Regions from separate parts of the Homo sapiens genome. Here region 1 is linked to region 2. Evidence: read pairs that join two places in POLR2A ChIA-PET (ENCODE). Cell type or tissue: PC-9. All regions are shown on one strand. Links, peaks and the distances in the headings refer to the core of each region. The heading gives the core; the rest is flanking DNA. Region 1 has its middle 16 kb from the start of PRR20G. Region 2 overlaps PLXNA1 (plexin A1).

The links. ChIA-PET counts read pairs that join two places held together with the same protein. Peaks named below come from ENCODE experiments on the same cell type or tissue, not always from the same donor. Only the 100,000 strongest peaks of a DNase experiment are listed, where the experiment ranks them.
Region 1: POLR2A ChIA-PET joins it to region 2 with 11 read pairs; 2 of 35 experiments call an interaction of 5 or more read pairs at or near these places.

The regions. Positions count from the first base shown.
Region 1 is chr3:127,296,423-127,312,660 of GRCh38, reverse strand. No RefSeq gene overlaps it. Among named protein-coding and RNA genes, the nearest start is that of PRR20G, 16 kb to the right of the region's middle. RefSeq lists an enhancer at 5,021-5,070. In PC-9, for the core only: a CTCF peak has its summit at 7,982; a DNase peak (open chromatin) is centred at 8,240; H3K4me3 peaks cover 731 bases; H3K27me3 peaks cover 3,765 bases.
Region 2 is chr3:127,027,400-127,043,637 of GRCh38, reverse strand. PLXNA1 (plexin A1) reads right to left here. Exons shown (of 32, transcript NM_032242.4): 24 at 15,552-15,698; 25 at 15,298-15,457; 26 at 14,542-14,645; 27 at 14,102-14,198; 28 at 13,574-13,764; 29 at 13,226-13,395; 30 at 11,039-11,251; 31 at 10,802-10,952; 32 at 6,249-9,716. The coding sequence ends at 9,621. Among named protein-coding and RNA genes, the nearest start is that of PLXNA1, 52 kb to the right of the region's middle. In PC-9, for the core only: no CTCF peak of the experiment used is centred there; a DNase peak (open chromatin) is centred at 7,787.

The sequences.
Region 1 (16,238 bases), core at 4,513-12,512, 270 kb before region 2:
AGGAAGGTACTGTGTCTACAGACAGAGGACATGTGTGTTACAAATGCACACTGCATTCAGGTCTGTGCTGGTCATCTTGAAACCCTGAAAAAGTGAAAGATTTTATCTTACAAATACAAATGATCAAAATTGATTCAAGAAAATGTAGAAAGGGGATATATTGGGAACTATGAAAGAATAAAAGTATGCAAAAGCAAAAATGACCTTCAATGATAGCACTGGAGTTTTGCTGGGTAGGATTTTTGTTGTTGTTGTTCTTATAAATTTCTTTTATTTCATTTTAACTTGAGAGATTTGCTTTAGGCAGACCTTGACATACTTTAATTCCAGTCTATTTGATTATTTTGCACCCAAGTGAAAAAAACTTACTGATTATTTATTTGGCAAAAATTATTAAGTATCACCAGAAACTGAAAAGTGTGATGCAGTCTCTGTCCTTCAAAAATTTGCAAATAATAGGGTGGGAAATAAGAATATTAAGAAACGTATAATGTACTACCTAAAAGTTATAAATAAAAACCAATGAATCTAAATGGTCATACCCAATTTATATGAAGTGAAACATATTCATGAAATATTTGATATATGGGTTTGAAAATGAGGTGGAAATTACTCGGGATGACTTGAGATAAAAAATTTTTGATTGGGGTGACATAATGAGACATTAGAAAGATTAATTCAGTAGTGGTGTAAGGATAGATTTGAACAAGGATGAATTAGAATACAATATGACTAGAAGGCAGGAAAGGGGTTAGGAACCCATTGAGTAGTTTAAGTGAAAGGCAGGTGATGGTATCCTACACTTCATGTTACCACTGAGATGCTTGAAAGTGAACAAATTTGGGAGATGTTGTTGCAGCAGAATTAGCAGAACTTGGCAAGGAAGATGAGTTGAACATGACTCTAAGGTTTTGAGCCTTCATGATTCAGAAAAAAATTTGGTGGCATGAGCAGAAATAGGAAAGTCAGCATGAGGAAAGGTACAGGGAGGCAAGCGGGGTGGAAAGAGAGTGACATTGAATGTCTGTGTTTTTAGGTATTTGAGATGCTGGGAAACCTCTTGGGTCTAGTAAGGTAAAAAACTGTCATGTAGGCAGATATGGCTAATAAAGAGGATGCCATTAGTTTGATAGACAAGTAGTTCTGTTAGTTGCCAGCTCTATGACCTAGGGCAAGTTATTATCTGACCCCATCTGGTTTTAATTTTCCTTGTCAGTATAAGAGAGAACTGGCTTTAGTAAAAGCTGGCTTAGTAGATTGATGCACCCTTTGGCAGGTATGAAGTGGTTTGGAACCAGTTGCCAAAATAATTTGTCCTAGATTTTCTACAGGCTTTGGATCAACCCTGTTATCTCACTATGGTCTCTCTCAAAACTTAAAGAAGATTTGCTGTTCCTGTGATCACCAAGATTGCCCAAGTTGATGCTCATAGATGCCCCCAGAACCTTTGCCTTCTGGACCATGAGTATACATAGTGACAAAGAGGCCTTTATAAGATATATGCTGTTAGCTTCCCAAAAGCCTACTCCCACTAAGATAAAAGGCACAATTGACTCCGTGTCTTTTTACTCCTTTTCCACCTTCTGAAAAAAAATGATAAAAAAAGACCTCATAATTTTAATGGAAAAAGACGAAAGAAATCCTGTATTAATTTCCTTGTTTTTATGGGAAATTCCTCATTGTAGGACTTGAGTCCACCTTTCCCTTTTTAAGCACCTACTTCATCCAACATTTGCCTGAACAGAGTGATGTTGCCAATGTTTAGTCGGTAGTGACCTCTAAACAGAGATAAAAAAATGGTAAAAATGTTGCTCAGCTGATTCACCTGCATCTGATTAAAAAATTTGATGTTCTGTTTGGGATATTTTCTTGTAGAATTAGAATGTAAAAGTTTGGTGTTTACAGCTGGGAATATTTCCCTGCTGGCTTTCAGTTCATTTCGTTCCTCATTAACCTTTATAAATATTCTAAACGGAAATACCCTTTTATTTAAGATGCAGTGCTTTCTTAGCTAAAGAATGAAAGAAAGCTTTAATATGGCTGTTATGTTCCTGTATCACCTATCCTAGGAGAAACACAAGGAAAAGCAGTGTGGCATTCTTGGAAAAAGATTTTGGAGTTACAAAGACCTAGAATTCCACTTTGGCTCTGTGACCTGGTAGCTGCATGACCTAGAGCAAATTATTATTCAGCCTTTCTAGGTTTTACTTTCTTCATTGGTGTGATGGGGTTAATGCCTGTGTATTCCAACAGTTGTTAAGAGGATCCAGTGGTATAATGGTGGCATTTGTCTTTAAGCACAGGAGTTCTAGAGTTATACTCCATGGGACCAAATCCTGGTTATATTCCTGTGAAGATAGTTTACTTGCCTAAGATCCTTTTCTCATCACGAAATGATGATTATAATAGCACCTACCTTATAAGCTTCTTGCGAAGATAAATAAGTGAAAACACACATTGACCAGCAAATATTAAATGTGCAATAAATATTAGCAATATTGATTAGTACATACTAGGCACTCAATAAATAGAAACTTCTCTCCTTTTCCTCCTTCATGTAGGCATTGTCAGGTTGTCTCTTCCATATTTTAAGCAAATAATCTTTCAGAGTGTCTCTTTCATATATTAAGCAAAGCAACTCTTAGGATATAGGAGAAAACAATTCTTACATCTTTGCTGCTCATCTACAAAACAGAGGATCATTTGCTGATTTTAGGTATTACCTTCTTTTGAATATAAGGCTTGGAAACTTGAAGACCAAAGGAAAGTGTCATTTCTTTAGAGCAATTATAAATGTGTACAGTCTCCTAGTTATCGAAATTGAAAGCTACCCTGCCTACCGCAATCTATTCGTCCCAGCTTCAAACACATTTTGAAAAACCCTCTGGGTGCTATCTTTCTTTTTAGTTATCCCTAGCCTTATTTCTTTCTTTCTTTCTTTTTTTTTTTTTAATTTTTTTTGTATTTATTGATCATTCTTGGGTGTTTCTCGGAGAGGGAGATTTGGCAGGGTCATAGGACAATAGTGGAGGGAAGGTCAGCAGATAAAAATGTGAACAAAGGTCTCTGGTTTTCCTAGGCAGAGGGCCCTGCCGCCTTCGGCAGTGTTTGTGTCCCTGGGTACTTGAGATTAGGGAGTGGTGATGACTCTTAAGGAGTATGCTGCCTTCAAGTATCTGTTTAACAAAGCACATCTTGCACCGCCCTTAATCCATTTATCCCTTAGTGGACACAGCACATGTTTCAGAGAGCACGGGGTTGGGGGCAAGGTTATAGACCAACAGCATCCCAAGGCAGAAGAATTTTTCTTAGTACAGAACGAAATGGAGTCTCCTATGTCTACTTCTTTCCACACATACACAGTAACAATCTGATCTCTCTTTCTTTTCCCCACATTTCTCCCTTTTCTATTCGACAAAACTGCCATCGTCATCATGGCCCATTCTCAATGAGCTGTTGGGTACACCTCCCAGAGTGGGTGGCGGCCGGGCAGAGGGGCTCCTCACTTCCCAGACGGGGCAGCCGGGCAGAGGCGCCCCCCACCTCCCAGACGGGGCGGCGGCCGGGCGGGGGCTGCCCCCCACCTCCCGGACGGGGCGGCTGGCCGGGCGGAGACGCTCCTCACTTCCCAGATGGGGCGGCTGCCGGGCGGATGGGCTCCTCACTTCCCAGACGGGGCGGCTGCCGGGCGGAGGGGCTCCTCACTTCTCAGATGGGGCGGCCGGTCAGAGACGCTCCTCACCTCCCAGACGGGGTGGCGGCAGGGCAGAGACACTCCTCAGGGATTTTTTTTTTTTTCATACTTTGAGGGAATTGGTAAATTCCTGGCTATACAAAGATTTGGTGATATTCCTCACTGAGGATAGCTACAGGAGTTATTTCTTTCCTCCTTTAGTCTGGATTTATTATCTTTTGTTGTTCATACCCTATTGATTTTTTTCTGGGCTGGTTACTTCTCCCCATTGAGGCCCCATTTTTCCCTGGAGAGGAGACTGACGGGTGCTCCCATCCCAGCTCGACTGCAAGCATTTAATAATAAAATCCTTAGGAACCAGTTTCTTTAAAAATGTGTAAATGCACAAGGAGCGCATTATCATTATGAGAAAATAAGGAGAAAAACAGCTATTGCCAAAGTCTCTGGTTCCAGAACTCTGCTGTACAACACTGTACCTATAGTTAACAATACTGTATTGTACACTTAAAAATTTAAGAGGGTAGATCTCATGTTAAGTGTTTTTACCATGAAATAAAAAGAATATTAAAGTTCATGAAGTCTTTAAAAATAAAGCCTTTATTGAATCCTTGTACTGAAGGAAATTATTTTGTATAAAAAAGTGTTTTTACTTCAGGAATATAAAAGATATGTGCCTAGAAATCAAAATAAAGCTTGATTTTTTAAATGGATGAAAAGGAAGGAAGAAAGGAAGAAAGAAGAAAGAAAGAAAGAAGGAAAGAAAGAAAGACAGTCAGTCCCCGGAGACAATCTTCTTCATTCCAAGACACTTTCCTCCTCGTGGGCAGTGAGTGGAATTAATGGGTGAGAGCCACATTCTAAACAGGGTCAGTCGAGATCTTCATGGCTTCTGGCAGAGCTGAAAGTTCCTTTTTGCAGAGTTTATTTCCTCATTTTATAATTATACTATATCTAAATTATCTTTATCTTATTTTGTTTGCTTTTCCTTTGATGTATATAAACGTTATGGAAAATTTTTTTTATTGCTATCCAAACTAAGGTAAAAAATATATTTTGATTAGATGTTAGCTTGGGTCCTCATTTTATGCCTCAAGAGAAAACCAACATAAAAATGAATAGAACACACTAACCCCATTCCCCTTTCCCGGAAGATGTCCACCCCTCAGCTCCTTGATGGTTTAGGAAGTCTTGGCTACAGTTGCAGAACCTCAGATATCTGATGTCTCTTACTCACCCAAGTGAGTTGCGTGGGCTCAGATCTTTGAAGAATTCCATCTTTCAGAGAGCAGGCTGAGGGGACTGCATGAAATATCTGGCATGGTATGAAAAGAGGATGTGAAAATGGGACTTTTGCTGACATCTGGAGTTTGGCTGAGGCCCCAAGTCCGAGGCCTCAGTGTTGGCGCCCACATCCTGGGGGCAGATGCTCGCTTATCTGTGGTAGAGACTCCTGCCTTTCCTGACAACCATTCTCCTTTCTTCCCTGGTCTTCCTTGGAGTTCATGTGGTCCTGTGATACCTTGAAACATAAGGGAGAGGAAGGAAGGCTGACCCCAGGAGCCTGTTCCTCTTTGCCTTTCCCTGTTTTTCTGCTTGAAATACGAAGAGGAAAGCGAGAGTTCTGCAACCATCCTGAGGACTCAACAGTGGCTCAGACATTTGGAAAGGCAGAATGCGACCCTCAGGGCATGGCCTCATGCCAGCGTGGAACTCTACCTCCAGGCTTCATCTGGGTGATGCACTCAGGCCACTGTTTGGGAAGCTCTACAAGTACAGCCAAGCACAACTACTGGCTTGGATACTGAAATGCGACATGGTGCTAGATTTGCAAAGGCCATAGAATGGGGGGCTGAGACCTGACTGTGGGAGGGAGACTGGAGGGGAGGGCTGCTGGCACACTCTGCCACTTTCTCCCCTTCGCCAGGTGAGGGGCCTCAGGGGGACAACTCTGAGATTGGCAAGCACCTCTTCCCGAGCTTCAGGGCATGTGGTGAACGACCTGACTCCCCTGAGCTGCCTTTAAGAGAGAGACTGGGACGGCGGGGTGAGGGAGACAACTGCTGGGCTGCTGGCTCCTCAGCACTGACCTTACTCCCACCACAGCTGTCCTGCTGGCCCCGGGAGGGCCCAATAAAGAGAAGCCGGACTGGGCCACCTTGAATGAGATTCTGCTCAAAAAAGGCACCTGCAGAGGGGTGGCCTAGAAGTCAGCCTGGGGCGGAGGGCCAGGGACAGAGGAAGGAGGGTGTGACCCTGTAGACAGTCTCAGTCCCGCCTTGAAGCTGCCAGGGCACCTAGGGAGAATGTCAAGAAGCTGGGAGCCCCATGGAAGGGAAGAGTCAGTGGCTGCTGTGACAAAGCCCAGGCAAGGTCGGCGGCTTGGCGGCAGCAGACATTTACTCCTCGCGGGGCTGCAGGCTGGAGCCCGAGGTTGGGCGCCCATGGGGCTGGGCTCTGAGCTGCTCCCTTTCAGGCTGCAGCTGACTGCATTCTCACTGTCCTCACACGGTAGAGAGAGGAGGGAGCTGTCTGGGGCCTCTTTCATAAGGGCCCTTATCCCATTCATGGGGCCCCCATCCTCATGACCCAATCACTAACGCCACACCCAAAAGCTCCACTCCTAACAACATCCTATTAGGGGCTAAGATTTCAACATGTGGATTGAGGGGACACAAACATTCACTCCGTAGGAGGCAGCATCTGGGCTCGCAACATGGGGAGCTCTGGCAACGCCAAGGGATGGAAGGCTGCCTGAGGTGGTCCTCGACCCAGGTGACCTCTGGAGCCAGAGGGTCTGCCATGCAGAGGAGGAGTGGGGGACAAGGAGAGGAAAAAGTAACCACTCTTCCTTTCCCAGCCGAAGGCCTCATTGAGATAAGCGCTAGAGGAGCAAAAGTTTTTAATGCGATAAAAGTCTGGAGTTTTGATATCGGACGAGACCAGACTTTGTCTTCTTTGTTAGGGATCAGAAATGCTGTGAAGCCTGCCTGAGATTTCACTGAGGTGGGGAAGAAAGATTTAACACAGCCGGGAGAAAAGGCGGCAGTGTCAAAGACGGAGGCTGCTTTCTATCTGCCCCTTTCCGAGCCAAGCTTGTTTAGTGGCAAGCCTGGAAATTTAAAGGGGACCGAAAGGGGGGTGAACTCCTCTAGCTGGTGGCTGCCTCTTGCTGTCCTGTGGTTTCTGTTTCGTTGGAAGCAAAGGAATCAAAGCACTTTGCTGTCAGAGAGGTAAGGCATTCCCAATTTTGGCACACCATCAGATAACAGATGCACAAAAAGAATAAAATAAAAGTCGCCTGTATTCTGCTTCTCACAGATAACATTTTTGTGTCTGGTCTTTCAAATTGGATAACTGGACAGCAATGGCACTTTCTGTTGTCTCAGAGAAGTGTCTCTGAAAAACTAGTGCTAGACACATCCCTGCAGGATTTAACAATAGCCAACTGGATCCATCTTCATCACCCACTGCCTCTAGCTTTGAGAAGAGGTGAGTTGCTCAGCAGAGGAAAAGATTATTTGCAGGAAACTTTTAGACATAGAGGGCTATGCCATTGATTGTCCTTTCAATACCTATAGTCAAGGAGAGTGTGTTCCTCCTTTGGGTCAGATGCAAGGGCACCCCAAGAGAGTCACTATAAAATTTAGGGTGGCATGCAATAGGGGAGCCCATGGCTGGAGGAGCTGTGGAAACTTGTGCTATGCTTGGATGGAAGCATCAGCTGGTTCTTGGAAGCAACTTGTGTCCCTTGGAGTTTAGAGGCTTATGAGCATGAGGACAGGTGCCTGACTCTCCCAGGAGCCTGGATGGCAGTGCTCCCCCACAGCAGCCAGGAACAGGGAGCAGGAAAGCTGACTGCAGGTACTGTCAGTCAGGGCAAGGACATTTGATGTCTTCATGTCAGTGGACAGTAGGGTGGAGGTCTGGTCATGAGTCATCCCGGAAGGACCCCAGCCCAAAGCCTGCCTGCCAAAGGGACTGTGGACATTCCTTTGGGGGACAGGAGTGGAGAGCAGAGGCAGGAAAGAGGAGTGCTCATTGGCAAGTCAGGGCATGGTGCAGTGGGTGTCCCTTGAGGGGTGGCTGTAGAACCACAGCACCCACAAATGGAAAGGGCTTTGCCCCTTTTCCTCATATCCTAGAGGATCCAGAGCACGGAGGGTGGAGGAAGTGCAGACTGTGCCCTCTCTCTGCCCTGCACTGGTCCTGAGGCTGAGCACCATGCCAGGGCCTGGGGAAGGGAGACCTGAGGGTCCTCTGGAAAGGCCATGGTGGGAGGAGAGCAGTGCCCTGTGCCACTGTACCTGGGAGCGGGCGGAGCTGTGTGCCACTGTACCCGAGAGACAGGGGGCAGAGCTGTGTGCACTGTACCCGGGAGGGGGCGGGCAGAGCTGTGTGTATTGTATCTGGGAGGGGGCGGGGCAGAACTACGTGCATTGTACCCAGGAGGGGGCAGGGCGGAGCTTTGTGTATCGCACCCGGGAGGGGGCAGGCAGGTACAGTACAGTATGTACTGTACCCGGGAGAGGGCGGGGCAGAGCTGTATGTACTGTACCCGGGAGGGGGCGGGGCAGAGCTGTGTGTACTGTACCTGGGAGAGGGCAGGGCAGAACTGTGTGTTCTGTACCTGGGAGGGGGCGGGGCAGAGCTTTGTGTGCTGTACCCGGGAGGGGGCGGGCAGAGCTGCGTGCCACTGTACCTGAGAGAGGGCAGAGCTGTGTGTACTGTACCAGAGAGGGGGCGGGGTGGAGTTATGTGTACTGTACCCGGGAGAGGGCGGGGCCGAGCTCTGTGCACTGTGCCCGGGAGGGGGTGGGGCCGAGCAGTGTGCACTGTACCCGGGAAGGTGCAGGTCCGCAGCCTTCTGGGCCTCGTGATTTTTCCTTACGCGATGAAGGAATAAGTAGTGTTTAGGATCTTGCATTTAATGTAACAATGTATTGTGATCATTTTTCCATATAGATAAACTTCTACAGCTTCATTGTCAGTGCCTAATTGACAAATTTATTTAATTCCCTGAAAGAAATTGGGTATTTGGAAGGATTCTTTTTTATTCAGTCTGAAACTCAATCTCACATCAGCAGCCATCACACCAAAGCCTAATAGAAATCAGGACTAAAATGTGGATATTGGTTTCTATTATTTTTATTTAACATTTTCCTGCAGTTTCTAGCTACTTCAATTACATATGAACCATAAATAAGAGGTATAATTCTTATAAGTGAAGAAACAAAATTATAATTATTTGCAAATGATATGTTTATATATCTATGCTTCCCAAGAGTATCAAAGAAAAAATAACTGGAATTAATTAAGAGGCTTCAGTCTAAATACAATTTTACTCAAATGAATTTTCTGTATAACATAAGTAACCAGTACCATTGAAAAAAGAGATCATTTACATAGGGACAGAAAATATTTAAGTATTTGAAAGTAACATTTACCAAAAAATTTTAAGACTGCTGTAAATACATTTACTATATTTTGCTGAAAAGAAAATCAATGGAGTACTGTATTTCTGGATAAGAACACTTAATATATTTTAAAATATGTTGTGACAACTAAGCACATTTATAAAATTTTCATCATCCTATGCCATCAGGGAAATGAAAATTAAAACAATGAGATACCACTGCACACCTATTAGAATGGCCAAAATCCAGAATACTACAACACCAAATGCTGGTGAAAAAGTGAGGCAGAAAGAACTCTCATTCATTGCTGATGGGAATGCAAAATGGTACAGCCACCTTGAAAGATACTTTGGCCATTTCTGACAAAGCTACACATAGTGTTACTATATAATTTAGCAATTTTGCACTCCTAGGTATTTACTCAAATTATTTGAAAACTTATGCCCACAAAAAATTGCACATGAATGTTGATAGCAGCTTTATGCATTATTGTCAAATCTTGGAAGCAACCAAGATGTCCTTTAATAGGCGAATGGATAAATAAATGGTGGTACATCCATACAATGAAATATTATTCAGCAATAAAACTAAATGAGCTATCACACAGTGAAAAGACATGGAGAAATGTCTTAAGTGCTTAAATGCATATTACTAAGTGAAAGAACCCGGTCTGAAAAGGCTACACACTGTATGATTCCAACTACATGATATTCTGGAAAAAGATAAAACTATGAGGACAGTAAAAAGATGAGTGGTTGCCAAGGGTTCATGGGAAGAGAAGGATAAATACATGGAACACAGAAAATATTTAGGATGATGAAGCTACTCTACCTGACACTATAATGGTGAATACATGACATTATATATTTGTCAAAACCCACAAAATGTACTCCACAAAGACTGAACCCTAGTGTAAAGGGTAGGTCATCATAAAGTATGAATGTTCATTCATCAGTTTTAAGAAGTGTACCCCGCTAGTGCAAGATATTAACAATAGAGGAAACTGGGGAGGTGGGTATAAACTCTGTACTTTTTTTTAGTTTTTCTGTAAACCTAAAACTGCTCTAAAAAAATAAAAGCTATTAATTAAAAGAAAAAAAACTATCCAGCCACAAAAAAGCATGGATAAATACTTATTGCTAAGTGAAATAAGTCAGTCTGAAAAAGCTACATATTGTATGATTCCAATTATATGACATTCTAGAAAAGGAAAAACTATGGAGACAATTGAAATATGAGGGGCTGGGGGTTGGTTGAGCAGGGGAAGCACAGGGGAAGCACAGGAGATTTTTTATTGTGATGAAACTATTCTACGTGATACTGTAGCGGTGAATGCAACACTATGCATTTGTTAAAGCCCATAGAACTTCACAGCACAAAGAATGAAACTTAATATATTCAAATTAAAGAAATAGTCATTTAGGAGGTGGAAGGATCCCAATGTAGAACGCAGGATATGACAAAACAATCTAACTGTATTACAAATGTATGAAACCACCTCACGGAAGGGGATGAAGGAAAATGACACCGACCTAAGTAATTTTAGAAATGGGTGGAGACTGAAAATATAATAAATGTATGTCAATAAAAATATATATCAACTCTTTCTTAGCCAATTTACTGATTTAATGTAATTCAAAATCTCCAGTAAAATTGTTTTTTCCCCAAAAAAACTGATCACAAAAATAATACAGATTATTTTTAAAAGAGGAGGAATAGCTAAGTAAATATTGGATAAGCAAAGCTGGGAGGTGAATTTCTATAACTGGTTATGGGCAAAAGGAACTTTACAAAATCATGGGACTATTGATAAAGTTGTTTCCCATTGGCATTCAGTAGAACACTTCTAAGTTAATGGATTGGATGGTGGGAGCCAAGTTTCTCACTTTTGGAGTGGGAGGTTCCAGTTAAGCAAGGGAGGAAGCTAGGATGACCCATGTGGCAATGGATTAGAATTGGACACATCAGTATGAACTTAGGTTTAGCTTAATGTAGATGTAATTGGTTATATATAGAGATACACACATGTAGATAGATGATCGATAGGTCAATAGATAGATGTGTGTGATTAGTATACACACCTTCTTCCTTGTTCTGTCAGCTGAGCAGACCTCGAAGCAATGACACTCCAGCACCAACTAGCACAGCTGGGGCCCAGGTATTGGTTTCTAATAATCTCCAATGAAAGGAACCAAAGCTCCTTGGAAAAATGACTGGTTTTAGGACTAGGGCAGGAAATATACCAAATCCAAAACCAAAACCCCTACGATGATGGGAGTATTTAAAAGGACACGGGCACTACCTGAAAGAGTTCCCAATGAACCTTTGAACGGCAAAATAAATAGTGTAGCATCAAGTTATAACCCCCCCCAAATGAGTTGCAAAATAAATGCCCGTAAATCCATACTGATATAGGCAAATGATTGAATAAAGAAATCAGTGGGGTTGGGGAAGGGAAAAGACAAATCTATAGAGAAGAATTCCAAATAATTTAGATACTCTGCCCTCAGGGAGGTAGGGCATAGCCTTCACCCCTTAAGTGTGGGCTGCACATAGTATCTTCCTTCTGAAGATTATGGTGGAAATGGGGAAAAAGGAGTAACTGCAGTGGAGAAACCTGACAAACCCTAACTCTGCCAGGTGACCATAGTCAATGTTAGCAGTGGTTTGAGTCATGTTGAGAGCAGGTGCCCTTGATGAGAAGGGCAATTTTCCTCTGTGGTCTTCCTCCCCAACACACCTCATCTCAGTCTAATCATGAGAAAAATACCAGACAAATCTCAATGGCAGGACATCCTGCAAAATATCTGACCAGTATGCCTCAAAACTCTCAAGGTCATCACAAGCAAAGAACGTCTGAGAAACTGTCACAGCCACGAGGAGCTGAAGGAGGCGTGATGACTAGTTGTAATGTGGCACCCCGATAGGATCCTGGGACAGCAAGAAAGCCATCATATAAAAGCGAAGAAAATCTGAATGGAGTATGGGCTGTAGTTAATAATAATTATCATTATTGGTTCATTAATTGTAACAAATACAAGGTAATCGTAACTAATTTAAGATGTTAGTAATGGGGAACTGGGTACTGAATGTATGGGGAACAAACATCAGTAATAGCTCTACAATTTTTCTGTAAATATGAAACTATTCTCAAGTTAAAAATTTACTTAAAATTATATGTCAACTCTTTCTTAGCCAATTTACTAATTTTAATATAATTCAAAATCCCCAGTAATTTTTTTCCCAAAATGGAAAACTGATCACAAAAATTATGCAGGTTATTTCCCAAAGAGGAGGAATAGCTAAGTAAATATTGGATTAGCAAAGCTGGGGGGTGAATTTCTATAAGTGATTTTAAAACATGTAAAGGGACAACCTTAAAACAATATAGTTCTGATGCGAAAACAGAGCAAGGAAATGGAATGCTTGACCCCCAAACAGGCTTGAGAGCTTGCCTCTATAAAGGTGGCTGCTCTGAAGGACTGAAAAAAGAAGGAATGGGCATATTTGCAGACATATCAGGCATAGAGTCATCCAAAAAGCATCCGGTTTTATTTTAATTTTAAATGTGGCCTGAGGTGCAGAAGGCTGTTGGTCGCACTCCTCAGATCATGGCCGGCTCTCATCCTCACTCCATGCAAGGTTCTTTCTGGTTCTTTTTTGTTTTCCCCTTATCCTTCATTCAGACCTTACCTCCCCAGCAGCACCCAATCCAGTGTGTTTGGTTTATGTCTTTAGAAAAGCAAGTACTTCTGAAAAATAGGCAGTATTGTTTCATGTATATATTTTCAGTTTAGATAAATGCTAATATCCAGTAGGTCTAATTGTATTTCTTTCCTTTTTAGCCCAACAATACGCATCTTCAGACGAAGCCACGTTGCTGTATGTGCTCTAGTGTAAGGCTTTGGGCTGCTGTACGGTGTCACGTAGAATGCGCCCACCATGTGGATCGCTCCCTTCCTCTAGCAATGGAGGTTGCCTCACCCTTCCCAGTCCCACATGTGATACTATGATGAAAGAACTTTCTGGTTCTCATTTCTTGTGTATGTGTGACTTTCACCAGGATTGACTCAGGAGGGTGAGTGCTGGGTCATAGGGCCACTCATACTTAATTTCCTGAGTGCTACCAGCTTCCTCTTCATAATAAATGCACAGCGCACATTACGGCCAGCTGTGCACAGGGCTTCCATGACCTTGGTACTCCCCAACATGTGTATTACCCAATTTCCTCATTTTGCCCATTGAACAGGAATATTTTGCATCCTGTGGATGCAGTGTTTTCATTTACTTACTGAAAAGGCTGAGCACTGCTCCCTCTTCTCTAGTCCAGCTTCTTCAACGGACAGCCCTTTCATATCTTTTGCTCATTGTTCTATTGAATTTCCTGCCTTTTTTGGCTATCTTGTTATGTTATCTTATTTATTTATTATTTTTTATAGATTTAGAGGGCACAGATGTAGTTTTGTTACGTAGATATATTGCATAATGTGCAGGTGGGCTTTGAGTGTAGCCATCACCTGAACAATGACATTGTACCCACCAGACAGTTTCTCACCCCCACCCCCAGTCCACCCTCCCACCTTTCTGAGTCTCTGGGGTCTATTACTTCACTCATGTGTACACATTATTTAGCTCCCACTTATAAATAAGAATAAATGTCCTGCCTTTTGCTCATTGATTTGCATGAGTCCCTGGTATATCCCAGATTCGCCTCTCTGGCTGATGGCTGTCTTTCTGCCTTACTGTGGAGATCAGCAGGCTATGGCTTACTTGAGGCAATGTGGGGAGACTAGAGTTATCCCCAAAGTACTCCTCCTCCACCTCTGTCCTGGGCAAAGGGCCTTCCTCCTCCACCTCTGTCCTGTGCAAAGGGTCCTGCCCTCTCTTCTACTCAAAAGTGCCAGTGCTCCATCTCTCTGCCAGTTCTCCAAGCACCAGCCACAGCCAGTGGCCCCAGGGGGTCTCACTGCTTTTAGTGTTGGTTTGAGAAATCCATCGACCTCCCTCTGGCATTGGTGTATCTCTGAGGCTATCTTTGGAAGCAGTGACCCTGTGCTAATTTGACATCTTACCTAGAGCCAGAAGACAGTGTGCCACTTGCCAGTTTTACAGGGAAAAAGATTCAGAGGAAAAGTATTTAAGTACTTTTCACATTGTATATTGAAGATATATTAAAGTGGTTTTTTTTTTAAGGGGAAACATATAATTATTGTGTTTGTCACATCTAGTGGTTGAAAGCTGCTCTTCTTGTTTTCTCCAAGTCCTTATCATTTTCTTGGTGGGTAGCAGACCTCACAGGAGGCCTGTACCATTAAACAGAACCCAGGGTCATGGCAACAGCTCGAGTGCTTCTGCACCACGGGCTGTGGGAGCGAGAGATTGAAATCTGAATGATTCAAGAATAACTGTAGCTCATGTGTACTGAATGGCTTGTGGTTCATTATTTTTGTGAAGAAATCTATAAAAGGAAGCAGAGCTGGTGTTTTCCTTGTGAGGTTTTTTCCATGGCCACACTTCATCAGAATCTCTGGGGTGGGGCCCAGGCATCCTTGTTTTTTCACACTGTTCAGGTGACTTCAAGGACAGCCAAGGTTGAAAGCCATTGCCAACCTAGACAACTGGTTTTTAAACCTGGCTATACATTGTATTGCCCGAGAGGATCCTGCTTCCTGGCTCCCACTCCCAGAGGTTCCGATTTAACTAGTATGGAATACAGCCTGGACACTGGGATTTCTAATGCTACTCGAGTGATTCTAACGTGCAGCAAGGTTGAAGAGCCTTGGCCTTTGAGTGTGGCAATTCCTCTCCCCCACACCTCTCACACCACTGTGTTCTTTGGTTTCATTCCATCTGATTTTTGAGCTTCCCTTCCAATAGTCACTATTTATTTATTTTTGTCCTGAAGGCTGTCTTGGAATTTTGCATATGTTTATTGGTTGTTTATTCACCATTGCTTTTTGTGTCTCATGCCTTTCTTTGGTACTCTTTTTTTTCCCTACACAACAGCTTCCTTTAGAAGTTCGTTTAGCAGAAATCTGGATGGAGCTATACATTTTCTGCACAGGTTTTTAGGAAATCTATTTTTTTTTTTTATCTTCTGTACTGACGGTTTGGCTGGGTATGGAATTCTGCCTTGATGGGCTCTTCCACTCTGAGGGCATTGTTCCACTGCCTTCTTTCCTCCAGGGCTGCCAGCGAGAGGGCTCTGCCAGGCTGTTAGGTGTTTTATATAATGTCTCTTTTTTGTCCAGTTGCTTTTATGCTTTCTCTCTTTGCCTTTTGTTTTTGGCAGTTGTACTCGTATAATGTTTGGGTGTCAAGTTATTTATTCTTGGCCTGCTTGCAGTTTTTTAATTCTTCCATCTTAGCATTCAAGTCTTAGCTCGATTCCAGAGCATGTTCAGCTGCGCCCTCTGTGGATGTGCCTCTTCTCCCTCCTCTTAAGTGTATGTTGGATGCCTTTAGAACCTCCCTCATGTTTGTCTCCTAACCTCTCTTTCATATATTCCATCTCTGTGTCTATCCATTTGCACTACGTTTGAATTCTTTACCTTTAAGCTATGTCATATTAATTTAATTTAATTTAAATATTTTTAAGGCAGGGTCTTGTTGTTACCCAGGCTGGAGTGCAATGGCGCAATCATAGCTCACTGCAGCCTCGAACTTCTGGGCTCAAGCCTCTCATGTTGCTGAGACTACAGGCATGTGCCACCATGTCCAACTAATTTTTTTTATTCTTTTAAATTTTTAAAATAGAGATGGGATCTCACTATGTTTCCCAAGCTAGTCTCACACTTCTGGACTCAAATGATTCTCCCACCTTGGCCTTCCAAAGTGCTAGGCCACTTAAAATTTAAATTTTTATGTTTATATTTACTTCAAGAAGTTGTATTTGCTTCATTTCAAAATCTACATGTTTTGTTTGTTTTCATATTTTCCTGTTCATGCTTATGCATTTTATTCCTTATTTTATCTTGTTAATAATTTTAAGCATATTGGCTTTATACTTGTTATTTAAATTTCTTGATATGCTAATCCTTCTCTTCCTTTTTTTAGCCTACTCTTCCACTCAGAGACTCACTTCGTTATCGTTCATATGGGAGTCCTTATCTTCTGGAGATGTGTATTGA
Region 2 (16,238 bases), core at 2,952-10,951:
ACTAAGAGACAAGAGGACTTCTGGCTCTCTTTCTTGGACTTAAAACTGTTTTTGCACCCTCCCTCCAGCCTTTCAGGCTGGCAAATGCGCAAAGAATGACAGGAATGTCGCACACCTGCGGGTGCCAAGTTGTCTGAGAAACCAGGCCCAGAGGAGGTGAGCCCCACTCAGAGCCCCACTGGGAGGGGTGGAAGCCACTGGGCAGGCTCAGCCACGTGGAACAAAGGAGAAAAAGTGCCGGGGAGTGCATGGCAGGGGAAAGCGAATGCACAGGGCAGGCTGGGCCCAGCTCCGCTCACACCAGGCAGCGTCTGGGTGGTTGGTGAGAGCCTCAGGTAGGACCCCCCACCGCAGGCAGCATCTGGGGGAAGGAAAGCTGATCTGCAGAGGGAAATGCGTCAGGGTTCTCAGTAGCTGTAGATAGACAGACAGGTGATCGTTCTGAGTTGGCCTGTGGTTTCATGGAGGGTAAGTCCCGGGGCCTGCAGGGCGAGCGTGAGTGGAGCCAGGAGGCTGGCCGGCTTGGGACTCAGGAAGAGTCCATGTTTCAGTTCGAGTCTGACCCGTGTCTCAGCCCAAAAGCTGTCAGGCAGAAGAAATTCTCTTCCTCTGAGGAGGGTCAAGCTTTTGTTCTCTCCAGGCCCTCACCTGATGTAGGAGGCGCACCTGCCCTGGGGAGGGCGGTCTGGTTCACTCAGTCTCCACCCAAACGCTCATCGCATCCAGAAACGTCCTCAGAAGCACTAGGACAAGGCCTGGCCACGTATCTGGGCACCCGAGGCCCAGGCAAGTTGACACATCCAGTCACCAACACAGGGCACCCCAAAGGGATGGCGCAGCCGGAAGCCATACTCACCCAGGCCAGAGGGGCAGGGGGAGGAGGGGCTGTCACCGGCACAGGCCAGCACAAAGGAGGATGCCCACCCCAAGGGAGGGCCAGGGGAGCCGAGAACGGCTCCTCTCTCCCACCCAACCTCACTCCAGGCAGCCAGTGGAGGGGGCTGGGAAGTGGACTTTGCAAGGTCACATGTCCGCAGAGAGAGAAGGGTAGACCAGAGAAAGACCCCTGAGCCGGCAGGTAGAATGTAGCCCAGAGATCCACGCACCAAGAACAGAGCCCCACCAGGGTCTTCAGCATCTCACTAGCATCTCGCCATTGATCAGAGGAAAGCCTTTACGTGAGCAACAGCTTTTTGCTAGAATTTAAGATTATTTTTACCTCTATTGTAGTTATTTGTATAGACCTCTTCTATTAGGAATGGTTCTGTCCCATTCACGGTAACCACTTAGTGCCATCAAGTTTTCCATTTGAATAATTTCTTCCGGTCGAAAGAGGAGAGTGTTTTCAGAGAAAAAGTCCAGGTAGACGGAAGACCTGGGTGCATGGAGTGAGAGATACCAAGGCGAGGGCAGGCCAAGGCTGTGCCCCAAACTCCTGATCAGCCTGACTTCACCAGGGCCTCCTGGCAGGTGTGGCAGGGAGCACTGCCTGCTGGGAGATTGAACCTGCAACCCAGCAAACAGGGATGGAGCCACTTGTCAAACACCACCCAAGCCCGCTGTGTCCAAGTCTTCAGACACATGACCTGGCTCTGCAATTAAAACGGCTGGAAAACAGAAGGGGAGGGCGTGGGATCCAAAGAGGAGAGACAGAAAACCAAGCGTAACAGGGGGCCTTGTCCAAATCCAAGCAACCCCTCTGTGAAAATTCAGGTTGGAGATAGTTAAGGACATTGGAATATGCAAACATTCATTTTGTTAGTGTGATAATGACACAGTGGTTATGTAAGGAGAAAATGTCTATCCATTAGAAAAAATACAAACAGTCTCATAAACAAAGGAAAGAGGTATTTGTCAAAGCTGGGCTTCAGGAACGTTCACCTGGGAGCAATGAGTTGTAAGGTGGAAACTGGAACCTGAGATTCTGAGCAGAGGCACAGATTCGGAGAGAGTTGGGGACATCCCTGGGCAGGGGCACAGCCGACAGGACCCGTGCTGTCTGGGATTCTGAACGTCCTGAGCTCCTTCTCCGTCCTGGCCCTGCCTGGGGTGGAGGCCATGGTGCTGATCCTGGAGTAGCCCTGCTGCCTGTGACTGCAGCCCAGCGAGGGACAGGCCTGCCATAGACAGCATGTGGCAGGTCACCCAGGCGGGGCTGCTTGGTGGGGCAGGAGCTTCTGCAGGGTTGGGAGGGTTCCATATGGAGGTGGCTTTGCCAAGATGGGGAGCCCGTGATGGGGCATGGCAGGGAGATGAGAGGCTCTGCCCTGGACATTGTGAGCAGCAGCCAGAGATGCCAGCGTCCCTAGGGCAGTGAGCAAGGAGAGGCCGGGGCTGCAGGGAGTCTGGGGCGCCAGCATCGCTGCAGCTGATGATGCGTGTCTCCTGCTTGAGGACAGTCTGTGGCATTCGCGTCCACACAGTGAAACTCAAACTCTTTTTTAAAAACTTTATTATTAATTTTAAATGTGGGAAAACACACGTAACATAAAATATAACATCTTAACTATTTGTAAGTGCGCAGCTCAGCGGCACTAGGAGCATTCCCATTGCTCTGCAGCTATCACCACCATCCGTCTTAGAACGTTCATCTTCTCCACTGAAGCTCTGTCCCCATCCAACTCTTAACTCCCATCTCTCCTCCTGCAGCCTCTGGCGCCCACCATTCTATCTTCATCTCTATGACTGTGACTACCTAGGGACCTCTAGGGACCTCACAAAAGTGGAATCATACAGTATTTGCCTTTTTGTGCTTGGCTTGTTTCAAGTTCACCCATGTCGTCGCATGCGTGAGAATTTCCTTCCTTTCAAAGGCTGAATGGGATTCCATTGTTTGGATGCACCACTTTTTGTCCATTCACCTGTCGATGGATGCTTGGGGTGCCTCCACCTTCTGGCTCTGTGAATAGTGCTGCTGTGAACGTGGGTGTGGAAGTGTCTCTGAGGCACTGCTCTCCATTCTTTTGTGTGTTCACCCAGAGGCGGGGTTGCTGGGTCACATGGTGATTCTATACTTAACTTTTCAGGAGCTGCCACACCTCGTCCACAGGAACTGTATGATTTTCCTTCCCCACCAGCAGTGGGGAGACCCTCCCCTCCACCTGCGCACTTCTCCACAATCTGCAAAACCCTGCTGTTCAAATGGACTAATCCCTCCTCTGGCATGTGGCCTGGGCCTACCAATCAGAGTACCTCATCCTTTAGGCCAGAATGACTGGTTCAAATAGCAAATCAAGACATTGCCCCAAACATTGGCCAATGAAATCCCTACCTGGATGTGCGTGATGACCAAGGGTGTCCTGTTTTCACCAGGACTGCTCAGCTGGTAGACCTAGAGCCTCTGGTGGTCATCGCTGCCCCCCACTTAGGAAGAGCTGGCCTGAGAATGAAGCCCTTACAGAGGACAGAGAAGGAGGACAGACTTCTCATGACCTCCAGGAGCCCCTGGATCCAGCCATGCCTGAGGTAGATGCACCCTTGGACTTTTTGATTTCAAGAGCCTGCTAGTTCCCTTTCTTGCTTCAGCCAGCTTAAGTTTCTATCATTTCTAATGCAGGGGGGCACCCAGCAGGGAACATGTGCTCAGGTGCTTCTCAGGGTGGTTTTAGCCGGATGCAGCAACGATGGCTGGAACGCCCATCTCTCAAACAGACCCCACGCTGGGCAGAGTGCGTGAGTCTCCCAGCCATGGGGGCAGACTCAAGGGGCTGACGGCATCTACAAGGCGGCTACAGGGGAAATGCTCCTGAGAACATGCTTTCCTCAAAGTTCCCGAGGCCCCAGGGCATTGCTCACTGCCAGCTGCTCACGCCCCTCTGCTCTGTGTCCAGACTCTGGGTATCAGGCCCTGGTGTTGTCCTCAAGGAGTCTCCAGCATGGAGACCACTAGAGGAGTGCTGCAGCATGAAGTAGAGAGTCTGAGTTTGAATCCTGGTCCCACCATGGGTAACGGTGTGTCCTTGAGGGTAGTGACTTTACCTCTCTGCTCCCAGGTTCTCCCCTCTACAATGGGGCTGGTCCTGGTACTGACTTGCAGCCCGGCAGCCTTGTATGCTGCAGAAACCACTCCCCAGCATCCGTGTCCCATTCCCCAAAGGTCTATGGTGCACCTGCCTATGTGCCCAGTGCAGGCTGGCTGGAGGCTCTGCTCCAGGACTAGAGGCTCAGCCTGGATATGACCCAAGTCACTTCCACCGACAACTCCATGACTGTTGTCCTCAGAAAGAACACATCTGCCCCCAAAGCTCCACCATCAGGGCTGATGGCTCTCCAGGAAGGCCCCAAAGGGGTGCCACGGGCCACGGGCCCTGGGGATACCTGCAGGAGCCTCTTGGTCTCCAGCCTCCTCTGGCCTTGTCCCGCGACTGCCAGACGCGCGAATCAGAGCCCACCCTCCTCGCTCCCCAAGGCACAGCACCTCCTGCACCTCCCTGCACAGAGCTGACCTGGCCTCTTCCATTGCTCTGGACACAGGGAATGCTCTCTCCGATGTCACCTCAGCTGGCTCCTTGTTTCTCAAGCCTCGATTCCTCCATCCCTCCTCAGGCCTTCCCTGCCCACTTGGCCAGGTGGGCACCCTCCCATGCCACCAGTTTTCTTCAGGGCAAGACACCATCTATAGTCACTGTATCAGGTTTTAGCCTGGCCTGTTACTTTTTATTTCTGCTCAGAGCCTGTGTTTGCTCTTGAGCTGTGGCTGCTCTGGGGTCCAGGTGGGAAGTCTGAAGTCACCTCTGGATCTGCTCTGGGTGGAGGGTGCCTCCATCCCACCCAGGCCCACAGGCTGGCCTCGCCCTTGCTCTGCAGCAAGCCCATCCAGGTGCCCTGCTCAGAGCCACCAGCATTAATAGCTGATGGTTTAATACCCTCAGGAGCCAGCGCACTCAAGCAGCAATCAGAAGGCCCCATCACCGCTGCTGTGTAATTGCGCCCGATCACTCGCACAGCGAGCGCTGATTGCGGCTCAGAGATGGCTCAGCTTCCAGGCTGATGGGCTGGAGCCCTTGGAGGCCTAATGAGGGTAATTGAGGATGGGCTGATTGTGCCGGAAAAAAGCTGAAGGGGACTGAGCCATGAGAACAGGCTGCGTCACACCCTAAACGGGACCACATTTGCTAAATTTGTTTCCGACACAATTTCGTGGTGATTACACTGATTTCTCTTGAGTTACTGAGCCTGGCACAGAGCTTGTGCTTGCAGCCCCACTGTCAAGATGCGCCTGTTTGAGAGTGGGAGGTATTGTTGATGACTTATGGGCCACTGTCAGCCCTGGGAACGAGTTCATGGAGAGGCTGGTGGGAGACAGGTGGGAGCTTGGGGGCGGTGGGGAGGGCCTGGGGTCCCAAGGGCCTACGTTTGGGCGGGCTGCTGCTTACCACCATGTGGCTGGGACACATTGTGCAACCTCTGTGTGCCTCAATTCCTCAGCTGCAGGTGCAGCTGCCCCTAACCTCCCAGGGTTGCCGGGAAGTCCCAGTGAGTTCACTTACAGGCAGTGCTCAGACGGTCCAGGTTGGGGTCTGCCTGGAGGCGCAGCTGCAGAGCAGGTGCCCAGGGCCCTTGGGGATGTGTCACACCTGACCCTGCACCCACCCTCTGCGGCAGGAGCAGCCACCCCTGTTGAGCCATGGATGAAATGAGCCCAGGGACGGGGCCACTGACCAAAGCCATGCACTGGCAGAAGCTGCATCCACACCTCCATCATTAGTATCTGTACACATTTTCATGAGATGAAGCAGCATAGCCTGTCTCTGCTGGAAAGACCAACATTTCTCAAACCCGGTTCCTTGGCTGCGAGTCTGGGAAACACAATTCCAGCCTTGGCTACTGAAGGCAGGGGGCCCAGGACTGCAGCCTCAGCTCCCCCAGGCTGTCGCTCATGGGCCCCTCGGGGTCAGAATCTGATTTTAGTTAACAAGGCACCCAGGAATTCCTGCCTCACGGCATGGGCTGGAAGCCACTGCTCTGAGCTAGGGGTCACGGGAGAATCGCCTGGGAAGCATCTAAAAGTGACCACCGCTCAGACCCCTGAAGCTCCAAGGCTCCAGTGGGGGTCAGGCACTGGTGTTTTAGTCTCCGCCAAGGGCTCCAATGTGTCACCTGGGCTGAGCGCACCCAACTCACAGAGTGTGGCCATCTGTCCTGGGTGTGGCTGAGTCTCCCAGGGAGATATGCTTCCGTGTTTGGGATGTGGCTGCACTCCTGCGGCCGCCCCTGCTTCCCAGCAAGGAAAACCTGGAGCCAAGAGCTTTTAGCAAAAATGTTTAATCTCTCCTTAATGTGTGTGTTTATTTACAAGTACTAAATCTGAAGAACAGTAAAATAGGAAATAGCCGTATATGTACACATCTGAGGGCCGGGCCCACAGTCAGCGGTGCTGCTTCTGCAAAGAGCCCGGCTGAGGGTGCCCGCCCGGACCGTCCGAGGGATCGCTCTTCTTCTGGGAGGGGGTTCTGCGGTGTTAAAGGACAGCTAATTGTGGGCTTTGTCTTAAAAATATCTCTCTCTCTAAATATATCTATTCTAGCTGTGTAGCACCAACGTGAGCCACTGAATCCAGACAGGGAGAAAGCCAGGGCGGAGGCTCTCAGCAAGGCCGAGCCGAGATGGCACGCCGCTCCGGGCTCTCTCCCGGACTCGACGCTGCAGGTCGTGGGGCCCCCAGCCCCTCAGGCCAAGGGGCCAGTGGTCCTGGGGCTGGGGAGCACAGGGGAAGCTCGAGGTATATCAAGAGGCCAGGCTCCCAGGCCGAGGCGTGAGCTTTTCCAGCACTCCTGAGCCAGGCGCGGGGAGAGGGAGGACACGGAGCAGGGTAGGAGGTGCTGCAGGAAGCAAGTGGCGGCAGCAGCACGCCAGGTGGGTGCCAGTTTCACAGCACATGTGCCGCAGCCCTGGCTCCCTGCAGACACAGGGCCCATGGGAGCCGCTCACCGCTGCTGGGCACAGAACGGCCTCCAACTGCAGCTCCTACCAGGGCCTCCAGCCCCAGGCCAGAGCTCCCAGGTGCTGCACAGTTAGGAGCACAGTGGGAACCAGTGACAAGTAGGGACTGGGGCCTAACTCCACGACCTGGCAGAGGGAGGTACGGAGTAGCTCGGAGACTGCTGTCCCAGTAGACAGCACAGGTAGTCGGCTTGATCCTTGCGCATGTAAACAGATACTGCTAAAGTGCTTGCGCCTAGACACAGCCATGTGCTCTGTGGTGGCCACGCCCCAGCCACACGCCCATGTGGGAACTGCTTCATGAGGCCTGTGGTGCACCCCCTTCATCACCACTGCCGTCCCCACCACCCGCCCATGCTACTCACATGGACAAGGGCAGCCTGGCAGGGCAGAGCAGAGCACAAGGCCTAAGGAGAGTGGGGGTTGGAACTGGATTCTGAAGGTGATGCAGGAGCCCCTACCTAACCCGTGAGGAACTGGAAGAACCAGGGACTTCAACCTGAAGCCAGCATCCAGGGAAGACTTTGGGGGAAACTGAGGTTCCCACCCCACCATAGCCAGGAAACATCAGAAGGGAGGTGGAGGCGCACCCAGGAACAGGAATCCCAGCCAATGCTAGGGGCTACTGAAAAAAACAGCCCAGCCACTGTAATATGGACTGGCCTCAGCTCTGGCCCCCAAGACTGCCCAGGGAGTAAGCCCACCCCCTCAGTGGGCTGGGGGCAGGGGCTGGCCCAGGCCTGAGCTGGGTGTGGCAGCAGCAGAAGGCCCCAGCCCTGGCACAGTGCCCACGGGGCCAAGGAGCTCCCTGAGTCAGCAGTCACTGACTCCACACCGACCCGCGTTCAGGGAAGAGGCGGGTCTCTGTGGCGTCATCTGGCTCACGCTACTCAGCTGGGGCGGACTGCAAGACTGGCACACCCCATGGGGCCGAGTCCTCTCCTTGGGCCTGGCCAAGGACATGGGGCTGAGTCTGGCCACAGTTAGCTGTCCCTTAATGTCCATGGGATCTTCGGTACCATCAAAAAAGTGACCTTGAAAAGGGGATGGACCGCTTGTTTGCTTTTACAAGTGACTGATTAATTAAAAAACATAAAAAAGGGTCTAACAACCTCTAGTATTCAACACTTGCAGTTTTAAAAAGATCAACTCAGACTAAACGCTAGCACAATCATGCATGCCCCGTGGTGCCGCGGCACCCCAGAGGCTCTCAGGGTCAGCAGGAAGTCCTTTCCTTGTCATGTCAAACCAAAACAGCGGCCCGCAGGTCGGGGGGCACAGGCTTCAGGGCTGCTCCACTCCAGGGAGGCTCCGGCCACTTTCTCCACAACCATTTGGCATTGCTTTCCCACTGCCTTCATTTTCTTGTTCAAATCGTCTTTAAAATTCTTCTTCAGTTAACTGTACAGTACCCCACTGGGGCTGGAGCCTGAGGCTAGAGCCACATATATATATATGCATATATATACATGTACAGCTTTCTTTTAAGAATGCATTCTCTCTTGCTGAGGGCAAGGGTGGACACCGCTGGCCTCCAGTCCCTCTGGTCACTGCCCGTCACTCATGGCCCAGATAGATCCAGGCCACTGCGGGCCAGAGGAGCCCTGCCACAGACCTCAAGGCCCAAGCAGAGTGCAGCAGAATTTTTTCCCCTAAACACAAAAACAGTCCCCAGATGTCCCACTGCTCTGGAGGGGCCAGGACACTGCTGAGATGCCACACTGGAAGCCGCTGGGGCAGGGACAGAGAGAGTGGAGAGAGAGGAGTGCTCAGGGGCCGCCCTCAGGGGCTCCAGGGTGGGGAGCTCAGCCTACCCTTGAAGACAGCTGCCAGGGCAGCCTGTGTAGGACGCGGAGGGGAATAAATAACGGGAACGTGCTCTCTGCGACCCGGGGCCCCTGGCCCAGTGGCTCCCAGAGGCACAGCCCTGAGGACGGAGAGGGGCTGCCCGGTCCGTCTGGAAGCCACCCAGGAGTCTGAGCAGCCTGGCCCACAGCCCCTCCATAGGAGGGAGCAGAGCCTCTCTGGGGCGAGGTGGATGTGGTGCTCCGGCCTCGGCCGCGCAGAGCACGCGGTGAATCTGAGGATGGCAGCGGTGCAGCGGGCATGGGTGCTGGAGGTGGGAGTCGGTGGCAACGGGCCCAGACCGACTTGAGCTCCTCTTGCCCGGCTACGGGCTTTTTGCCTCTTTCTCCAGCTGCCAACCGGGCCCCGGGACCCTCAGACTCTGCCGCCTGGGGGCAGCTTGGAAAGCTGGGAATGCTGACACCCCCAGCCTCTTGTCCTGGTCTCAAGGGGACAGCCCAAGCTGGCTACCCCTCCCCCTGGAGGGCCCTGGCCTCACCCCTCAGCCCCTCAGAGGTCAGCCCTTCTCCCATGAAGGCCACTGGGCAGCTCTTGCCAGGCAATGAAGGTCCTTGGCCAGCCTGAGCACCCAGTGCTGTCCCGGCCCCTGAGCAAGCAGCTGTGTGCGCAGCTGTGGTGTGGCAGGTACCATCACCTCCACACAGGAAGAGCCGGGACCCGACCGGGTGAGGCAGGGGAGGGAGGGCCGGGCAGTCGCTGCACTGCGGCGGCCCGAGCACCACCGGACACTCCACACGCATGCGGTGAGGGCTGTCCCGGTCCCTGCTCAGCTGTCCTCACGCTGCATCATGCTGGATGATCACAGCTGGGGCTCAGCTGCTCAGGGCCATCGTGTCCACCACCTGCTCCAGCTTGCTCCGCAGCCGCTGCCGCCGCGCCTGCTCATCCTTCTCCAGGGCTGCCAGGATCTGCAGGGCCAGGAGAACTGTCAGCATGCCGGGCCACCAGCCTCCATGCACTCAGCAGGCCCAGGGCAGATGCCTCCAGAGTAGGTGCCAGAGGTTCAACCCCATCTACCCCTGGCCAAAGGACCTTGGTTGTGAGCCTGGACCCTCCAGGACCCCAATATGGAGAATGAGCCCTGCCCCTGTCATCATCCTACTCTCACCCCCTAAAACAGCAGGCTCTGATCCCTTGGCTGCCTGGCCATGCTGCTGACATGTCCCCACCCAGTCCTCACACCCTGGGGTTTCTGTGCCCCTTTAAAGCAGAGCTCCCCAGAGAGCCTCAGCTCCCCTTTCCCTGGTGAGCCCCAGGACCCCAGGCTTTTGTCCCCACTCCCCACCCTAATACATGCAGTCTCTGGCTGCTCCTCTGCTCCCCTGGGGCACCTGCCTGAGGACAGCCCTCTGCCTCCTGTCTGCCTCCTGTGGCACCCTGGGGAAGGTTCCTTGCCTCTGCTGCACCTGCCCTGGCCTCCCCAGGGTGGCTCTGGTTCACTCCCGTGGCCTTCTTAGCCCTCAGAGCCTTGGCACAGGCCGAGACTGTCCTGCCCTCTGGCCCCGTGCTCCCATCCTGTGCGGCCCAGGAGCCAGTTCTCCTTCCTGGATACCTCCTGGACCCCGTCCCCAGGTCCATGTACGTGGCCTCACTCCAAGTCAGCAGAAAAGATACTGAAAGGAAAGCTCTGCCAAGAGCCTATGCCCAGCCCTGGAGATGCTGGCCCAGACTAGAAAACCCTGAAATGAGCCCCTCAGGGAAGTTGCTCACCACCCACACACCCTCTGCCTCAGGAAGAAGCTGCCATCCCATCTTCCCCACCCCTGACCCCACATGGCTGCACACAGTGACTCCACCACGGCCTTCTCTGCTCGGCCTGGCAGGCTCCCTCCTGGCCCCAAGGAACCAGGTGGCCAGAGGGTGCAGAGGAGTGAAGGTGGTCAGTGGCAGCCCAGAGATTCAGGGAGGAGTGGCAGGGCGGGGCAGAGCAGGTGACTCTGGCAGGGGCCGGCAAGCCCTCCTAGCCCAGCCTGTGGGCTCCCACGGTGTTCACCTCATCCTTGTACTTGGTGATGTAGGAGTAGATCTCGTGCAAGGCGCTCATGCTGTTGAACTGGCTCAGGTGCAGGCGGGACTGCTCAGCCAGATACGCACTCATGTCCTGGTCGCTGATGGCTGGCATCTTGGCGATGTCTGCATAGTACCTGCAGGTGAGTGGCCAGGTGGGCACATGAGCAGAGTCCAGGCTGCCCCCGGGCCCCTGCCCCCGACCCCTGCACCCTCCACCTACCTCTCCACCCAGCTCTTGTAGTTGGGGATGTCCTTGGCGTAGAGCAGCTTGTTGGAGGGTGAGTCCTTGCCCAGCTTGTGCTCAGAGGTGGAGCAGGAGTCCATGAAGGTCTGGGCCACCACCGACAAGCAGGCGTCCGTGATGCTGTTCTTGTGAATGTCGAACACAAACTGTGGGTTCTTGATCACGTTCACCCAGAAGCGCAGGGGCAGGCTGCAGGCGAGAGTCCAGGCGCTGCTCAGATAGGCCTCTGCTCCCTCCTGAGCAGTGACCTTGTGGCCCTCCCAGCTCCGAATCCAAAGTGGGCATGGCTTTCCATGCAGACGGGGAAACGAGGCCCACAGAGGTGCAGGGCCCATGGTTAAGTGAAGGCCGTCCCCTGCCACCCAACCAGAGATGTGCTGCCCCCACCACCTGCATCTCACGCAGAGCATCATGAGATAGGCGTGCTCAAACGCACTCGTTTGCACAAGGGCAAGATGTGACCAGGCCCTCAGGGGCCCACTCCACACAGCCACCACCCTCCTAGGCCTGCATGCTGGCTTGCACTCATGGCTCCTGCACTGAGACCTGCAGCTCAGCTCCGGCCCAGGGGACCCATTCCTGCAGAGACCAGCCCTCTGTGCCCCAAACACCACCTCAGGGACTGCCATTAGCTGGGCTGCCTGGCAGCACTGGCCACACGTGGCTGCTTAACTTAAATGAAGTGAAGAGCCCAGACACTCAGCCACACCAGTGCCATTTCAAAGGCTCAGGAGCCACCACCCTGGACAGCACGGGTCTAGAATGTTCCACTGTGACAGAACATTCTCCAAGAACATGCTGACCTGGAGACACTGCGTCCCTGGAGGCCCCACCTCCCGCTGTGCCCAATCAGCATGGCCCAGGAGAGGGGCTTCGTGACACTTCATTTAAATCCTAGACTCCGCGAGCAGTGGGCGGAGCTGGGACAGGTTGGGGTGGCTGCATCCCAGGTTTGGGAAGCAACACATGGGATGGACAAGACCAAGTCGGGGGTGGCTGCTGGCCCGGGAGCCAGCAGAAGTGGCAGGGACAGTCCAGGAGAGAGGGGAGCTAAGACAGTGGAGAGTGTGCACAGAACTGGGGGGAGACCCCAGCAGGATGCACGGTGAGGAGGGGCACTTCCTGGTGAAGCAGGGTCCAGCCATACAGGCAAGGGCATCCACCTGACCCCAGGTGTGGGGGAGCAGTCCTACCCCAGAAGCCCTCGGCCATGCAGGTAGAGGGGCCTGGTGCACAGAGAGGGGCTCCCCTGTAGCAGGCAATGGTGGGGTTGTCTGCTGGGGTGGGGGCCACACACACAGCAGGGACCCGCTCCAGGGGCTAGGGTGTGGCTACAGTGTGCCAACCGGAGCAGGGGGCCACAGACCAGAGCTTGGGGGTCCTGAGTAAGGAGTGAGGCCAAGGGCTGGCCTGCCTGTGTGGCAGAGAGGAAGCCAACATTGCTGAGTTGGGCAGTCCATGACCAGGGAAGAAGCAGGTCACTGTCCCAGGGGTGGGCCAGGCCGGAGGAAAGCAAGGGACTGGCTGGCCAGGGAGGCAGATACTCTGGAGGGAGGCCACTCAGAGGCTGGGTGCCTCTTCATAACAAAACCCAGCCTCATAGAGCCCCAGCTCACATTGGTGTAGCTGTGCACGGTGCAGGCTGGGCAGGCCCTGCTCCGTACTCCAGCTGCTCCGTGAGACCGTGGCAAGTGGCTCGGCCTCTGCGCCTCAGTAAGCAGGCTCTGGCCTGGCCCCACACTGCAATGGGGAGGCTGTAAATTCCTCGCACTAAAGACTACCAGGAGTACCTGCAGTCCCTGTTGCCCTCATCACTGCAACCAGCCGGCTTGGGGCTGGTCCACTGTGCCCTGTTTCTCACGCTGCAGCCCACACTCATGTCCGCACAGCTGTGCACACCCAGAGCCACTCACACCTGCACACAGTTCCTGCAGCAGTGGGAGGGGCTCAGCGGCTGGAGCAGAGGGCGAGCCGTGGGTCAAGGGGCACAGGCAGATAGGGAAGGCCAGTTAGCACAGGACTGGCCCGCCATGCCCCTGCTGGGTTGTGTCCCCACGCCAGGGAGCCCCAAGTGGGGGCTCCGGATCAGAACAGGGCGAGGGCCCTGGGAACACATCTGGCCTGGCCCTGGGGGATGCCCCTCCTCCCCCTGCCCTGCATTACCAGTTGCTCTTCCAGGTGTGGCGCACGTCAGCATCGTGGATCTGGTGCTTGTCGGCCTGCTCATCCAGGAAGTCGAACATGTACTTGATGGCCAGCGGCAGGGCTGAGCCCCGGTGTGCCGTGCTGAAGATGGTCTCAAACAGGTCGTCCACAAACTTCTGCAGTGTGCCCTGCGGGGGGCAGGCAGGGACACTGAGCCCCAGGGCGCTGCCTGGCTGCCTACACCTCCTGGGTGACTAGGCAAGTGGCCATGGGAGCATGGGGGTGAGGCCCTTGCTCTGGGCTTGGCACTTTCTCTGAGCTCAGTTGGCCCAGCGTCCCCTGCCCCCATCTGCCAGCCAGGCCCACCTTGGTGGCCAGTAGCCGTGTCAAGTAGATCTCCGAGACCATCTTGCTGCCGCGGTCACCCTCACGCTGGTCCAGGTGGTCGTGGTTCTTCACCAGGTGCCACAGCTTGGTGCCGCTCTCCAGGTCGGGCGTGATCATGGGCGTGCGCGAGCGCAGGCTGTCGGGGCTGCTGGCCGTGCGCAGCATGCTCTCTGCAGCACCAGGCTGTCAGCGCCCGCGTTGGCTGGCACCCCGCACCCCCCGCCCGAGCCTGTTTCCCCATCTGAAAGCTGGGGATGGCACCCCCACCCATGTGGGATTTTGGGGCAGCCGATGACACCACAGAGGTGGCATAATTGTGTACGGACACACAGTCGCGAGGAGGCGCAGCCTCCAGAGCTGGAGGGTAAGGCCAAGAGTGCGAGTGACAGGCTTGACACCTGCCCCTGGGTCCTCCCGTCCGGCTGCTGCAGCGTGGGAGCCCGGGGGACGTCCTGCCCAGGCCAGGGACCCATGCGCTGCCCTCTCGCCCGCTGCCTGGCCCCTCACCGTATCTGCTGAGGGACTTGGTGAAGGTGGAGGAGTTGGAGATGTTGTAGGCGGACGTCTGCTTGGGCACCAGTGCCACCGAGGACCCGTCTGTCACCTGTGGGCAGAGGGCCAGGGACCCTGTGACCCACCAGGGTGCCCCTGCACCACCAGGCTCCCACTCCCCGGCTGGGGACCCCGGTGACACCCTAGTGCTGTGCCTGGAGGCAGCCACCTCACTCAGTCTGGAACTCTATATCAGGACAGCCCAGGGATGCTAGGCAATCCCACAAGCCCAGCTCGAGTCCTGGGACGGTCCACACACATAAGTGACCACCTCCCCTCCTCTCCCTGACAGATCCAGCTGCTGTCCAGCCCACATGCTGCAAACATTGGTGGCTGCGCTGTGGAAGCCCCAAGGGGAGGGAGGCCTGTGCTAGGGTCGGAGGGCCGGGAGCCACCTGGTAGTGAGCCAGTGTGTTCAGCCTCTTCCAATCGTTGTCAATCTTGGTGGTGACGTCCTCGTCCTGCAGGATGATGCGCGCCATGCGGCCCTGGCGCCACTCTGGGGGAGGAGGGAGCTGGAGGGTGGGGCCGCTGGGGCCCTCTTTCCCTCCTCCATCACAGCAGTGTAGTGGGACGGGGCCTGCCTGCAGCTCTCAGCACCAGCACAGGGCAGGGACATACCTCCGCCCCTGCTGCAGCACACTTAACCTGCCATAGTCCCCTGCAATGTGCCACAGCCCTCCCAATCTGCCACAGCAGCCCCAGCCTAAGGGGGTCTGCCCTGCCTTCCGCAAGCCTTAGGGCCCCAACTCCTCAGCCTGGCACCGAGGCTTCTGTGGGGACCCAGCCTCTCCAGTCACATCTGCAGCAGGACTCCGGGCCCCACCCCAAACCCGTCCCATCCCCTCTGGCCCTCAATGGCTCCACCTGCCCCTCTCATGAGCCTGAGTATCCCCCTCAGGGCTCCAAGAGCCCACTGCCTCCCAGAGTGCACTGGAACCCACCACCTCCCAGAGTCTCTGCCCAGAGCAGGGCAGCCACCCTCTATACCCAACCTGGGACTGGACAGCCCACTCGCCATTCCACTGCCCTCCAGACCAGCCTGGTGTGGAGGACTGGCCTGGCCTTCCCCGCCAAGCTCAGTACTAGGCCATGGCCCTGCCCCTCTGCTCCAGCACACACCCCGGGCAGCCGTGGCCCCGCCCGCTCACCCAGGTCCATGTCCGCGGCCTTGGGCCGCTGGGAGTAGGGCACGCCCTTGTAGGCAGCGTCCAGCAGCTTCTCCTTGGCCTGGGTGACCGTGTCACAGTCCAGCCCCTTCACCGGCACCTCAGGTGCATTCTCATTCTCAGGGTTCACACAGTTCAGGGTCTGCGGGCGGGGTGGAGCAAGGGGGCAGCGTCAGCCCCACAACTGGGGGGTGGGGGGCACCAGGGCACCCAGGACAGAGGGCAGCCACGCTCACCAGTGTCTTGTAGTCAATCTGCTGCCGGATGAGCTTGTCCTCACTCAGGGAGTAGCGTGCCTCACCCGTGATGGCGTCAATGGGGCCCTTCTCCATCTGCTGCTTGATGGCGCAGTACAGCATGAACAGCGGCTCCCCAGCGCACTCCTGCGGGGGTGGCGGCATGAGGCTGCAGCCAGGACCCCCGGGCCTACCCCCAACCTGCCCCTCCACCCGTCGAGTGCCAGCCATGGTGTTCCTGGCAAGGAGAAATGAGCAGCACTTCCCAACTCTTTGGGAGGCAAGTACAGCCTTAGTCCCAAAGCCCAGCAGAGACTGCAAGAAAATCAGGAAACAAAACATACCCACCATCCCACAAATATCACATGAAAACCCTAAATTACACATGAGCCAGGAGGCGCAGTAGTGTATCGAGGAACATGGCGTGGCACGCGGGACCTGCATCAGGGAGGGCCGAGGCCTATTTCACCCAGAAGTCTCCCCTGGTCTCAGCAGGATCCCCGCCTAGCTCCAGCCTCCCAGGGGCCTGCTCCCCAGCTGGAGGTGCTCAGGACAAAGCTCCCCATGGCCCACCGCCCATGGCACAAGCGGACCCCATACTACGCAACTCCAAGTGTGACTGTGATCCACTGGCCTCCTAGGGACCACCCAGCTGGGCCCCCATATTACTCTGGGACACAACTATGG